Regions from separate parts of the Homo sapiens genome. Here regions 2 and 3 are each linked to region 1. The links are chromatin contacts, found by Hi-C or POLR2A ChIA-PET in ENCODE. All regions are on one chromosome and are shown on one strand. The core of a region is the stretch at or near the end of the contact, and the rest is flanking DNA. Distances in the headings are between cores, read along the strand shown. Region 1 holds the start of P2RY1 (purinergic receptor P2Y1). Region 2 holds the start of LINC02917 (long intergenic non-protein coding RNA 2917). Region 3 holds the start of MBNL1 (muscleblind like splicing regulator 1).

What was found. A loop is a pair of places that touch in the nucleus more often than their neighbours do. ChIA-PET counts read pairs that join two places held with the same protein, here RNA polymerase II (POLR2A). Pooled maps may share reads with other maps.
Region 2: a map of cardiac septum shows a loop between it and region 1 (3-fold over the local background). The contact joins the promoter of LINC02917 here to the promoter of P2RY1 in region 1. A Hi-C loop is called at or near these places in 1 of 168 maps with a recorded cell type or tissue (cardiac septum) and 1 of 50 pooled maps.
Region 3: a pooled map shows a loop between it and region 1 (2.7-fold over the local background). The contact joins the promoter of MBNL1 here to the promoter of P2RY1 in region 1. A Hi-C loop is called at or near these places in 4 of 50 pooled maps. POLR2A ChIA-PET finds 5 or more read pairs at or near these places in 3 of 52 experiments (WTC11 and activated naive CD8-positive, alpha-beta T cell).

What each region holds. Positions count from the first base shown.
Region 1 is chr3:152,832,901-152,837,572 of GRCh38, reverse strand. P2RY1 (purinergic receptor P2Y1) reads right to left here and starts at 2,442. Exons shown (of 1, transcript NM_002563.5): 1 at 1-2,442. The coding sequence starts at 1,790. The coding sequence ends at 669. RefSeq lists silencers at 1,479-1,773, 2,486-2,535 and an enhancer at 2,206-2,305.
Region 2 is chr3:152,203,547-152,208,218 of GRCh38, reverse strand. It overlaps LINC02917 (long intergenic non-protein coding RNA 2917), which reads left to right and starts at 2,792. Exons shown (of 3, transcript NR_186000.1): 1 at 2,792-2,846. It overlaps LOC101928166 (a long non-coding RNA gene), which reads left to right and starts at 2,790. Exons shown (of 3, transcript NR_136178.1): 1 at 2,790-2,846.
Region 3 is chr3:152,266,662-152,271,333 of GRCh38, reverse strand. It overlaps MBNL1 (muscleblind like splicing regulator 1), which reads right to left and starts at 2,405. Exons shown (of 10, transcript NM_021038.5): 1 at 2,242-2,405. MBNL1-AS1 (MBNL1 antisense RNA 1) reads left to right here and starts at 1,708. Exons shown (of 2, transcript NR_027038.1): 1 at 1,708-1,906; 2 at 2,262-4,672. RefSeq lists silencers at 1,958-2,067, 2,468-2,517, 2,568-2,627 and enhancers at 1,518-2,359, 2,818-2,917, 2,360-3,202.

The sequences.
Region 1 (4,672 bases), core at 1,193-3,692:
AGCACCCAATATATAATGAGACCTTTTCCAGAAATAACTGGAAAACAATCACTTTTCAGGCTTTTAAATTCATTAGCTTTACTTGTCTATTCAATGCCCTAAAGAAACTCAGTCAACTATCATCTATGCTTATAAGACACTGAAAAAAACACCCCGCTCAGAGATCCATTGATCTGATGCCGGATGAACTGATGAGTTTAGTGTTTTGTTATATACCATGCTAGATATTTCTGAGAATATAGATTTTTTATTCCTACTGTGGATTTTAAAAAAACAATAAAGGCTAGATAAACCACAAACTCAAGTTGCAGGGGGCTAGTTTTCTTAGAGAAATTACTAATATCAAAAACAGCCCCAGTACTCATGTGCACACACACTTTAAACAGAAAAGCCTGCACATTTTAAAGGCAAAAGAGAAAGTAAATGTTTAACTAGGTAGTATTGTTTTATTATACATACTTCTAGTCAGAAGGAAGAGAGACTGTGAAAGCAAACCCAAACAAGCTAAGTGTGGATGTGGGCATTTCTACTTCTATTATTTTTTTAACTCACTATTTTCTTGGTTTGATTTTTTTCTAAACTAGAAAGTTAAAGAGGGGAAAAGTACTTGATTCTGTTAAGCATCCTACCATATTACAACAGAGAGGTGTTTGGAGATTCTTGTGCCTTCACAGGCTTGTATCTCCATTCTGCTTGAACTCAGGTAAAATATTGAGGGTCATGTCTTCACTCTTGGATTGCAAATTTGCCTCACTTCTTCTAGAAGCTTTCCTTGTGGCTCGGGAGAGTCTCCTTCTGAAAGTATCTCCCGCCAAGAAATAGAGAATGGGGTCCACACAACTGTTGAGACTTGCTAGACCTCTTGTCACCTGATACGTGGCATAAACCCTGTCATTGAAAGCACACATTGCTGGGGTCTGAAAATCAAGCCGGGCCCTCAAGTTCATCGTTTTCATCACATGGAAAGGGATGTAAGACACAGCAAAAACAGTCAGTACAATGATTACCAGGTAAATCGATTTTCTCCTCAGAGGAGAGTTGTCCAGATCTTTGTAAATCAAAGCTCTCACAATTAATCCGTAACAGCCCAGAATCAGCACCAAGGGGACACAGAACATGGCCACGGTCGTGCACATGCTGTAGATGAAATAACTTCGCAGGTACTCGTCTGAGGTGGTGTCGTAACAGGTGATGGTTTTGTTTTTGCGGACCCCGGTACCTGAGTAGAAGAGGATGGGGGAGATCGCCACCACCACAATGAGCCACACCAGCACGCTGATACAGATCGCATTCTTCTTTTTGAGCCGGCCCAGGGACTTGAGGGGGTACACCACACCGCTGTACCGGTGGGCACTGATGCATGTCAGAAACAAGATGCTGCCATAGAGGTTCACATGAAAGATGAACCTCTGCAGTTTACACATGGCATCCCCGAAGATCCAGTCTGTTTTATTGAAGTAGTAGAAGATCAGGGCTGGCAGAGTCAGCACGTACAAGAAGTCGGCCAGAGCCAAATTGAACATGTACACGGAGATGCCGCTCCAGGGCTTCATGTGGAAGACGAACATCCAGATGGCCACGCTGTTGCCCAGGAAGCCGATGATGAATACCAAGATGTAGACAGCCGGCAGGTAGTAAAACTGGAAGCCCGTCTTGGTCAAGGCGCATTTGAACGACGAGGAGACGGCGGCAGTGGAGGCGACCGTGCTGTTCCCCCAGGACGAACCCGGACCGGCCAGGAAGGCAGCGTCCGTCCCGTTGGGGACAGCCGGCCACAGCACCTCGGTCATTCTCTCCTCCTCGACTTAGGCGGCGGCTCCGAGGGGTAGGAGGCGGCGAGAGGGCAGCGGCGGCCAGGGGCGCAGCAAGCATCGGAAAAGCCAGCGAGCGGAAGGGAGCAGGCGAACTGGATCCCCGCGGGAGGGGGCGCGCAGGGGCTCGCCCACGCCAGCTCTGGCCCCGCGTTCGCCGCGGGCCATGAAATCCGCCCCGGGCCGCCACCGAACTGGGCTATCGGGCAAGCCAGCAACTTCTCCGTCCGCTGGCAACGCCGAGCTTACACAACAGGGCGCGCAGGGAACCGCCGCGGATAACTTTCCGACTGCGCTTTCCCGAGGGGCCGCGGGTCCGCGCTGCAGAGCGCGCCAGAGGCGCAGCGAGGTCAAGGGAAACTCGCTCTGCAGGGCTCTAGCTTGGGGAGGCTGCTCCCCAGCCTCCTTGGCTCAAAGATCAACTTAATTGGGGGCATCTTCCTCCTCCCTACCTTAGAAACGTGCAGCTCAGTTTCGGGGCGTCTAACCGCTTCCTCCGCCCACCCTGAGCTCAGCTCCTGGCAGCCATCGGAGCGCGCGTGGCCGCAGACTCGTGCGCTTCTGCAGCGCGTCCCGTTCGGCGTCCGCGTAGTTCAGGAACCCCTTCCCCAGGCCCAGCTCTGTCCGGAGTGCCGGGGTTAGGCGGGAGAGCGGAGCTCCCTAGAGGGTGGGCGGAGTTTGGGCACCGGGGCGAGTCCGCACTCCGCGGGGAGGCGAGGGGCGTGCCTCCGCCGAGCTCGCCCAGCAGCCAGCCCGCGTCCTCCAGGGCGCAGTGGGAAGCAGGAGGCGTCTTCTGGGGAGCAGGTCTCCGCCGAGGCCGAGTGTGTTCAGCCTCTGCCGGCACGCTGCTACCGGAGTCGGCGGCGAGGGAGAGGGGTGCGCTCCAAGGTGGCTGCTGGCAGGCGATTGGCCCGCGAGCGCTCCTTCCCTCTTCCGCCAGCTATCTCGGCAAAGTGAAGTTGCTGACACACAGGAAACCCTTCCGACCGCTTAGAGCCTTCTGCCTACAACCCCAGAGCCGACCAGTCCGTAGCAGGAGCCTCTAGGGCCCTCGAGAACCACGCCAGGTGTTTTCAAGCTCCAAGCAGCCAGGAGTCCCTAGCTGGGAACGCCTGTCATTGCAGAGCGTCTAGCTTTGCCGGGACCGGATTTCTGGCACATGCAGGAACCTGCTATTCCAAGAGGGCGCGAGCCTCCAAAGGAATGAGGGTTGGGAGAGGAGTGGAGAACTCTGTTTCGCCCTTCTTACCTTTTTTTTTCTTTTTTTTAAATTCTAGTACTGTTTTTTCTTAATTACCCAAATGCTAATAAACCCACGTCATTAATAACATCAACGTGAGAATTTCCAAAATAGTCTTGTGAAGATATTACTAGTCCATATTGCACATTGCTTCAGCTCAAATTTGTCGTCATAGATACTTAACACCTATCAGACAAGACAAGCTCCCCAAATCCTCCTGTTCAGTACATTTAAAGATCAGAAGCTACAATGAAAAAAAAAAATTCGAAATTTATCCCTTTGAAAGTAATTTGAATGCCAAATGCAATACATTTATATTGATAGACGTAAAAGACGGTTATAATTCCAAAGTGACTAAGGTATGGTTTTGGTAGGGGGTGGCGGGGGGAGGGGGGTATTTCCAATTCTATTTCTTTAAGTTAAAGTGATTAGTTACAATTACCTCTAGTATCTTAAAAATACAGACTTGGGACTTCCTTAATTACTACATTTACTGACAAACTCGTTTTCTTGCCTTGAATGTAAATTTTAAGCAATGCACTTCAAAAATGTATTTGAGCAAGTTTAATTGGAAACTAAATGAAATATTAGCTGTTCAGGAACATATATAAATGGACCCGCACAAGAATGGAATCTAGCACTTCTTGACAAGTTACTAGTTAATGTATTTTTACATGACACATTAACAAAAGCTTTTCTCTTAGAGGAAAAAAAATCCAAAAAGAAAATATCTGTAAAATATATAACATCAAGATTTCTTTCTGGTCCCAGATGCTACATGATAGTGTTCCCTTAAAAAATAAAGGAAAACCACGAGCTCCTGGCTTTGATACCACAAAGGAAAATATCCCCCACAAGATCCAGATGGTTCTTTAGAGGAACACATATAGGAAGGAGCATATCTTAGCACATGGTATGAATACACTGGGTTTTGAATTGTAGTCAATTGAACAGCATAAAAATTAATAATAAAACAAGAGTAAATAATTCAAGTAAACAGTGTGAATGAGGTTGTCTTGAAAAGTCTTACTTTTTGTGTTTCCTTCCAATCTCCTGATTATATGAGTCTATGATTCTGAGCCTTAACATGAAACATTTGTGTATTGTTTGATTAGTATGGTCCTAGGTGGGATGATTGTCTATTAAGAGAGAAAAGGAAGCAAAGAAAACCATTAAGGGTTCCAGGGGTACTCAATAGGTCTTAAGTCCTCACTCCTTTGCATTTTTTATTTGCAACCTAGGCAATATCTGACTTCACTCAGAAGTTTGTTGCAAATGCATTAACTCATAATGTGAGTGTTTTGAAATGTACACTTAGTCCAGATACCATTAAGTACTTGCAGAAAACTGACACCTTACTAGGAATTGGGGGATAGTTGTTTTAAGTGCACCACAGACTTTTTAAAAAATGATGTTAAAAAATAAATTTTGGGCTGGGCGCTGTGGCTCACGCCTGTAATCCCAACACTTTAGGAGGCCGAGGTGGGCAGATCACGAGGTCAGGAGATGGAGACCATCCTGGCTAACACGGTGAAACCCCCTCTGTACTAAAAATACAAAAAATTAGCCGGGTGTGGTGGCGGGCACCTGTAGTCCCAGCTACTCGGGAGGCTGAGGCAGA
Region 2 (4,672 bases), core at 1,543-4,042, 630 kb after region 1:
AGGCATGTGCCACCACACCCAGCTAATTTTTGTGTTCTCAGTAGAGATGGTGTTTCACCATGTTGGCCAGGATGGTTTCCATCTCCTGACCTCATGATCTGCCCGCCTCGACCTCCTAAAGTGTTGGGATTACAGGCGTGAGCCACTGTGGCCGGCTGAAATATAAGGTATTTTCTCAAGCATATTTATTGCCCTCCATCTGTCATCAGGAATGTTTACTTTATGCAAAAATATGGCATTAGTGTGATTTTGACAGGGAATGGTACTCATTTTAAAGATTTGTTGACACAATAGATAATGAGAATCAAGTATTTTTATAAGTTATCTACAAAGCTATCTAATTTTTTAATAGAAGTAGTATTTTACTAAGTAAATTTATACTTCTAGCACTTGATAAATTAACAAATATATGTTTTAAATTTTCTAGGAAGAGCCTATTTACTGTCTACCAGTAAACAGTATCTAAAGGGACTTTGTTGGAGGGATACAACTATCTATATTTCCTCTTTTTTTCTTCTACCCTTCACTCCCTTTTCCCATTTCCTGTATTTTTGTGGCCTCAATTTCCTTTTGGCCAAATTGCTGATCAGTTAATTGGAATCTAACATTTTTTGACTATCTAATGTACAAACATGGTCTTATTTAATGTTCACAATTAGCACCCCAAACTTAAAAAAAAAACAGTCAGTCACTTGTTCAAAGTGACTTAATTGGTAAGAATGGTAGAGAATTTTTATTTTCACTGAAATAATCAGTCTTAAGAAAGTAAAAACCTATTGGACGACCATAATTCTGTACACTATCTCAAGTTGTTTTCAAAGGATCTGGGTAGGGGAAAGATAGGCAAGAGCTAAAATGAGAGCTGTTTTAGGCACAAACTGATTTAAATAAACTTATTCTGCCAATTTAACAGAGAATACAACATACTTGTGACATTTGCCTGGCATGTTTTAGAAACAACAAAGAAAAAAATAGTGTGTTTGAGCAGATGTAGAATATTGAGCATTCAGGGTGCTATGTAAGGACTAGAGAGGCAGTTTGAGGTTGTATGTTAAAGGACTTTTTAGACCAAGTAGAAGAGGCTAAAATGTGTCCCATTTGTATCAGAGAGCCAATGGAAACTTTTAAGATGCGGAGAGTCATGATCTGATTTGTTGAAAATAGAACTGATTATAGATCATCTGAAACTAATTTGGCATTAGTCAATATTTTGTTGAAGGGAAAATTCATCCTCTTATCCATAGAGTCCTTAAACTGTAGACATCTGTGTCTACTCTGCCCTCCTCCAATCACTGTCTATATCTTTGGTACCAAATCCTATCCAGTTTACTCTACATCATCTCTTGCAATTTTATTTTCCATTCTTTCCCTTATCCATGTCCAGATTCACACATCTTCTATTTGCTCATGCCTGGACTTTTGAAGCACATCATGTATTAGGGGGCCAGACACCAGCTTCTCTCCTTTTACCAATATATTCCTCATAGTGTTGGAATTATGGAATCTCTGCAAAGAATAAAGAAACATGCCAAATACTTCCTCTAGTTTCACCTGATAAGAACCATGCAATGCCTACTATTTGGTGTAATTAATTTTTTATTGTTTTGCTTGTGCAAATAACCTTTAGAACTAGAGAACTCCTGAAGCACAAAGTACTCTGTAATAAATGATAATCACCAAATGTTAGGGTAGAGGCTATCTAAGTGAGCATCTCCCCTGAGCCCCTGGGCTCTGAAAAGTTATCAGACAGATAGCCAGGCCGACCCTTGCCTTCACGCAGGGCAGAAAGGCCGAAGCAGCCTGATGGCAAGTGCCCTTATGGCACTTACCATGTCCAAGATAGAAGTTGTAAAATGGTGGCCAATGGGCTGAATTGGCTTAAAGCTATATATTTTTAAATGGCATCATTTAAATAAATATTTATAATTTGAGAGAATTCACATAAAAATTCACATTTATGCCTTCTGTTGAAAATACAGAAGATCTGTCCAAGCAAGATCAGAAATCAGATGGGCCTATGTAGAGGAGGGGCACAATCTTGAAAAGGTGCCACCTTTTACTGTTTCCACATCATATTTGTGACTTCTATTCCTTAACACTCTGGGCCTGGGGGAAGAGGAGGGAGAGAAGATGGGGAGTACCGAGAGTGCCTGGGATTGAATTTCCTGTCATCCCAATGGGAAGATGTCTCAGAGTTAGAATTACACTTTTAAATCGTGATCGTAAAAGAAAATGAAATTTCTTGAACCCACGAGTGTATAGATTTGTATCAGCTAGGTGTAATGTCAATAATTTATTGGTTGAGTTTTAAAACAACCCCTCAGTTTCTTCCTATTTCTTATTTTCTCATCCTTTTAAGAATAGAGAGCATCAGATATATCCATAGACACAGTGAAGAATGAGCAGGTAATAGATAAGGAAATGGGTGGTCTTCAATATAGAAGTTCCAAGCAGCAAATTAAGTTGGGGAATGTTATGGGTAGAAAACCAAGGAAAGAAAAAAATAAGTTTATAGGCAAATTAGATTAACAGACTATTCCTGTTGTGACGAGAAGTTAATAAGAACTGAGAGCAAGAGCTTTTGCCTCTTCAGATATTTAAAGACAACCAGAAAACATCACAGCCTAGGGCTGGAGAGCATATAAAAGATAAGTTTAGAGAAGTCCTCAAACCGATAAAATAACAACTTACTTCCCCAAATATGCTAAGGGTGTTTGTCTGTGGTTAGTCAAACCATTAAAATGGGGAAGGAGGAGGGGTCAGAATTTTCTCTTCTAGGTTCAGAAGAGCCACATTTTGCCGTTCCGACTCTAAAGCAACTACATTTCTCTACAGAGCACAGAACTGTATGTAAATTCATCCATTGTAAATCTAATCTGCAAACATGTATTAGATCAGTATTTGGAGACAGAGAAGCCAACTGGTTCTTAACATTACATTGTATAGCTTCTATTAACATGTATCTCAGGGACTCATTTGGGTGATATTTGCATTGCCTAGGCTGTGGACAAACCACCAGGTAGCCTGAAAAGGACTTACTCTAGGGAAGAAACAGTGTGAAAAATAGTGTGGGGGTATACTTGTTGAAGTGTGAGTGAGGGAGGATAGTGGAGGAAAGGAGAAAGGAGGCATTGGTAGACTCATTTAAGACAAAAAATGGGCATTTCGGTTTCTTAAAAGCCACTTTTTTTTCAATTTAAAACTGTTTTGGGACTAAAGCCTCAGCCATATAAATTATTCTTACCAGGAAAAAAATTCTCTGAAGGAAAAAAAAAGCTAAACATGTATCTTGGCAAGGGGTTTCATATTTGAATTTAAATTTAAAGATAAATTTGTTTTTAAGAAAGCATAAAAAAGCAATTTCAGAAAAAAATCAGAAAAGCTTAGTTTTCTTTTTATTAAAAAAGAAACACAGAGAAATAAATTGATTTAGTTTCTTGTTATGTTCCCTTGGATATGACATAAATTGAAAATTGTAATTAGAAAAGAAATGAAAAATAATTCAATAAAGCTTTCACAATTATTCCTGAAAGAGCCATAAATGCAGTATATAATGACATAATACAGTAGTCAAGATAGTCATTGTTTAAGGTGAACTGAAATGTGCATTATTACATCAACAAAAAGATCCCACAGCTGACACTAATCTTTAGCGTTCTGCCAAAGTGGCATTTTATCCAAACTTTCTGTATTGACCTCACAATTCCACATACATACCTGTAATTCAAAACTTACTCATTTTTTCAAAACATGTGTAATCTGTATATGCAGATATGTGTACTTCAAAGGGTTAAGCTACCCAAGCCATAGTCAATGAATCACTTTTAAAAAGAGCAATAACTCACTGTAAGAATCACGTAATTTCTTACTGTAGGTGTGCTTTAACTAACTTTCACACACTCATGTTTGCTTTAAAGAATTCAGAATTTATGAAATAAATGACACAGTTTTTAAAAATCTTTTGAAGCCAGCAACTGGAAAAATAAGTGAATTATTTCAAAGATATTATTACTATACTTGAAAATATCATTTCAAAAATCCTAGTTCTTATTAGGGAGTAAAAAATGGACTACTGCATTTCAACCTAAAGCTACGTTTTAAAATGCTCCATATCTTTGTATGCAATATATTTTCTAAATGTAAGTAATTAGCTGTCTGTTCTTGAAATAATTTTTGGTTAAACAAAAGTTTCAACTCCTATAAGGCATAGTTAATAGCATGGTAATTACAACATTTTTATAATAACTTACAATCTTCTGAGATGTTTCACAATTCCTTCAGTTAGGGCTGGCAAATATGATTTCTGTTACTATTCTATTTTAGCTTTTCAGTAAGTGCCAGCAAGAGAAATTATATTCCTTTCCTTTTATGGCTTTCTGTGAGGCCCTGACTTGTAGAGAAGGCATTTGTGAGGTTGCTAACATTAAAGTTAATGTTAAACAGCTTATATTTTAACTAGAGATACTTCGCAGTTGGGATATATGCACATTTTGATTCTTTGCCACAGATGTAGTTGAAAATAGTAAATACTTTCTTCTCATTTATTTATTTTTACTCCTGAAATCAGGTGGCCTCTTAAAAATCTTCAGAAAAGTCAGCTCGTTTGAAAAGGAGACCAGGAAATATTGATTGATATAAAAATGAAAGTTCAAGCAGTCGACACTTTTTGTTT
Region 3 (4,672 bases), core at 1,156-3,655, 570 kb after region 1:
TCTTTTTTTTTCCCCCAGGAGAAATTTTGGGTTAGTCTGTTCTTGTTCTGGAACAAAACCCAGTGTTTCATTTCATAGGAATTCTGTGCCCAAAGGAAGAACAGAATGTTGGAATCAAAATTTAATGAATTCAACTTGGAGTCTAACTTTGCCTCAAATGTGGAAATGTAAACACAAGCAATAATATCTCAAACCATATAACACTTCAGTTTCTCTTTGGCATGACTGCGCAGAGTACCACACTTGATGTGTATCTACACACAAATTTGTTCACAGTTACATAAGGAAAAAAATTAAACTAGGCATATGTGAGGTTTTTCTGAGTCTCTTAGTAATAATGAAATCTGATTATTATGTCTTAAGTGACACTATAATTATAGATGAACAGGTTTTCTGTTGCTGACCCAACCTGTTCCTTAAAACACAAAAGGCAACTTTTGTAGTCTTCAGCAAGGAAACCCCCCATTAAACAAATAAGACTAAAAAAGCTATGCCTACATTTTCAAAGAAGACCTAACAATATAATAATAATAATAAAGTAACTCCCATGCAAATACACAAAACAGATAAAAACTAGAACATTAGGTTTTCTAAAGAAGTTTAGCCTTAGTTGTCACCAACTTTAAGAAAGCAAGATACAAGTGACAGCGATGTGCATTCTCAGGCTACAAAATAACTTATTCAGTGCCTCTATCTATAACTACATCTAAGACATTCTAAGTATTGAACTGCACATTCCTGGGATAAATTTTACAGTCGTTGAACTTTCATTTTCTCTCTGGGTGATAATATTTTATCTCAACAGCAAGGAGAAACACCAACACACTTAGGAATCCACACAGAGAGATAACTGTGGAGTGGCTCTCTTGTGCTGGTATAGAATACTTAGGTACTAAACACCCTCTGTGTATAAACAGACACTGTGTTCAAACCCAGGAGGAAGGGACATAGTGTCCACCGGTGTAGTATTTCAAAGCACGCTGCAGAGGGCTCGAAAGTCTAAAAGCATTAATTATGACTTCTCTCCTAGCGTATTAATTTAAGAAACTCCTCAGAGTATATGGCAGAGTTTGCCATCCATCTGCTATGACTTGTGCCTGTGCTGGTGGGCACACAAAGTGAAGTCAGCGGCAACAACCTTTCCGGCAGCTTCTTAACTTTAATCCTGGGGAGACATACTCCACGGAAATACACCCCAGAATCCCAACAGCCGCATACTCTCCCGGCCCCAGAGAGCCTTAAGAATACAATATTACTCTGGCAGCAACACCCCTGTAGTTGTAAAGTGCTGTGCGAGGGGAAGGCATAAGCGCCACCATATACCTGCTCGTGTTACAGGCTCTGGAATCAAAGTATTCTCACATGACACATTACTACCAATAACAGATTCCGGCTCCGTTTAAAAAAAAAAAAAAAAGTTGGGGGGTGGCTACATATTTGTCCTGCTTTTGTCTAAAAACCAGAACCCAAGTACTAACTACTTTTCATTCTTTTCAACCTTTCATGAAAGCAATTCAACCAACTGCGGCTCCACCCAAAGAGCTTCTATACTTACTTTTCTTACAGTTTTTGAGTGACGCACTACAAAACGATGAAAAAAAAAAGAAGAAGAAGAAAAGGAGGAGGCAGCCCTCTCCTACAGGGCGTCTTCCGCCCTGTAAACTTGGCAAAAGGCAAACTGGCCTGAAATACAGCACTCTCCATATAAGGCAGCCCAGCTAAACATGTCATGCGTAATTTATGGGTAGCAAGCAGAGAATTAACCTTTGCGTGCACATATTTGGCCCAGATGAAAACCGGGCGGGATGGCAGCCCCGGGGCCAGGGATGCGGGAGCCGCCGGGAAGACCCGCGCGCCGCTCGACTCAGAGGGACTCACACCTTCCCCCGACAAAGGTCATTAAGTTGTGAGTACACTTGCACGCACCTGTTTCTCTTCTCGCCCCCCTGTTTCTCCCTGGGTCCCGCTGGGCTGCCAAGCCGTGCGCGGGCTGTGCCGTGACAGCGTCCGCAGAGCCCGCGGCAGGGAAGGGCGCAGGAGCGGCTGCGGCTCACCCTCCCGCCTTCCCCCGGGCAGGAGGTGCTGAGGGACGCGAAACCAACTACCGCGAGCGGCCCGCCCCTGCCCGGGAGAACCGCGGCCGGCGAGCACCTCCTCGCACTTCCTCCTTCAGCCACGGGCAGACCCGCCGGAGTCCGAACAATGAAGCGGCGCGGGGAAACTGTGAAAATGGAAACTTACCTCTCACATTTTTTTTTCAGAGGCGGCCCCACTGTCGACCAAGTGCCCAAGGCATTGTGGGAGTCATGATTCCAAGATGCCCGCGACGGAAAATGGAACTTGTCAGCTCCTTGTCATGGGAGCATTGTGGGCGCCACAACTCATTCAGCTGCAGTGAAAAGACTGTTGCATGTCGCTGTGCAGCCTCTTATCGCCGAGGTCTGGCTTCCGCTGCTGCTGCGCGGCCCCTCCCCCGCCCGCCCAGCCCCACCAGGAAGCCCAGGGCGGACTCGTCGAGCTCCTAATGCACGCGGCGGCGAGAAAAACGCTCTTCAACTTTCCGCCGGCGCCCTCCCGCGCTTCCCCGGGCCACAGGGTCGCCTGTCAACCGGACAGAGCCCGCAAGAGCGGGTCATGGGCGGTCGCCCAGCGGCGCCGAGAGCAGGAGGAAGCCGGAGCCCGCGCGGGCGCCGTGGATCCCCTCGGCCTCCCGTTGGTATCTTCCATCTCATGCGTTCAGCATTGTAACCTCGCGGCGGGCGTGCAGACCGGACGCCCTCCCGCTTCTTCTACCGACTGCTAGGCACACCAGTGGGTTCATTTTGAAAGAGGCCCTTGCACCGGGCTTTGCAAGGAAGCCGGCAAGGTTAGATTGAAGGTTAGAAGCCAATTAGACTAGAATCCTGCGATCTGGTGAGACTGCCGCCTTAAAATGCACCAAACAGTTTTTGAACCTGGAGGGCTAACAGGCGGGAAAAACATCTGCAAGACTGCCACCGTGTATTTTTCTCAAGTAACAGGCTATCCACAGTTTTGGAATTCCTTAGTGAAACTGTCACACAGGCACAAACACATGTCAGCTTTCCTTCTAGTTTGTAAATAATATTTGTAATTTACAGGCCACTGTATTCCCAACTTTGCACCATGTGATTTAGAGAAAGCAAAGCTCCCTCTTTAAAAATAATATGTTACTTCTGAAATACCGGGATATTCCACGGCAAGTAAGCCATATTGTCGCCAGAGCAAATAAACCGCAGCCCCATATCATAATTCACTGGGTGCTATAAGATGTAACTTGGCTTTGCTTTGAATGGAAAGAATCCTGAACGTCTGTGATGTGATGAAGTTTTGGAGACTGGGGGCAGGATTTCCTTTGAATGTAAGGAATTCGGATAACTTGTTCAAGGATGATTCTAGTGAAAAACGTTTGTCCCATGTTTGTTGGGACAAAAATGCTGGATATGGTACAACATTCTTCCTGCAGGTTCGGTTTTGTTGAAGAGAGTGAGGCCAGCTCGAGGTGAAGGAAAAACATCAGAAAGGTGCTAAAGTGCAGAAATATCTTCCAGAGGCACTAATAGCCGACTTTAGTTCTTGACCTTTAGCTAGATCCACAAAGCACTGAGTTAAAATTGTACACTGATCCCTTCCAGAACAAATTAATTAATTAAATGGTGCCTCTTCCCAGCGTTAATCGTTTAAAAGGACTCAAGTACCCACACAGTTTAAGCAAACTAAAAGAACACTGACACTTTCTCAGAGAACAGGGATGGGAACTTTCTATCTGCCCATTAGTATCTACCCCAAGCTACGAAGACTTCCATTCCTCTTATTAAGCATTCAGCAACTACATTTAGTGCCTACTATGCCAGTGATGCAAGAATGGATAAGACAGTCCCTACACTCAAGGATAACGCCTCTAGTAGGTGAGAGACAAACCGATTAATTCTGCATAAGGGATAAGTGCTGTATGTGGGAAGCAATCCAATGAGGGCTCTGAGGATGGCAAAGGAAGGGTTCCTGGAGGATTTACATTTAACTGGTGCCTTGAAAGGTGTGTAGAAGTTGGCAAGATCAAAAGGGAGTAGAGTCCAGGTGGAGAAGAGAAAAGAGCAGGGCAGGCTGGATGGCATGGCTCACACCTGTAATCCCAGCACTTTGGGAGGCCATGGAGGGAGGATTGAGGCCAGGAGTTTGAGACCAGCCTGGGTGACATTAAAAGACCCTGTCTCAAAGAAAACGAAAGGAGCAGGGTATATACAAGGGGTCTGCCAGCCTTCTCAGCCTTTCTGTGAGAAGCGAGGGTAGGGTAGTACAGGAGAGTGGCAGGAGATGACACTAAAAGTAGGTCTGTGTTGATCTAACGAGTCTCAACTTTACTGCCAAAACTAATGAACTAGGAAAGTTTAGGCAGCAAGGGCCAGAGATGGAGTCTGGACTTGTATTGCAGAAAGTTCCTGTGACGGCAGCTTGGAGGGTGAATGAGAGTGTGGGATGGAGGGGTGAATGGGTGTGGACAGACTGGAAAAATGACTCATGCAGGGAATGAGGAAGGGAGGAGCCTTGGGAGACTCTCAAATCCCTGGCTTAGCCTACTGAATTGCTTGCTACTTGCCTTTTTATGTCTTCATTTTGCCTCCCATTGTCTGTGATATTAAAGGCCTAACTTCTT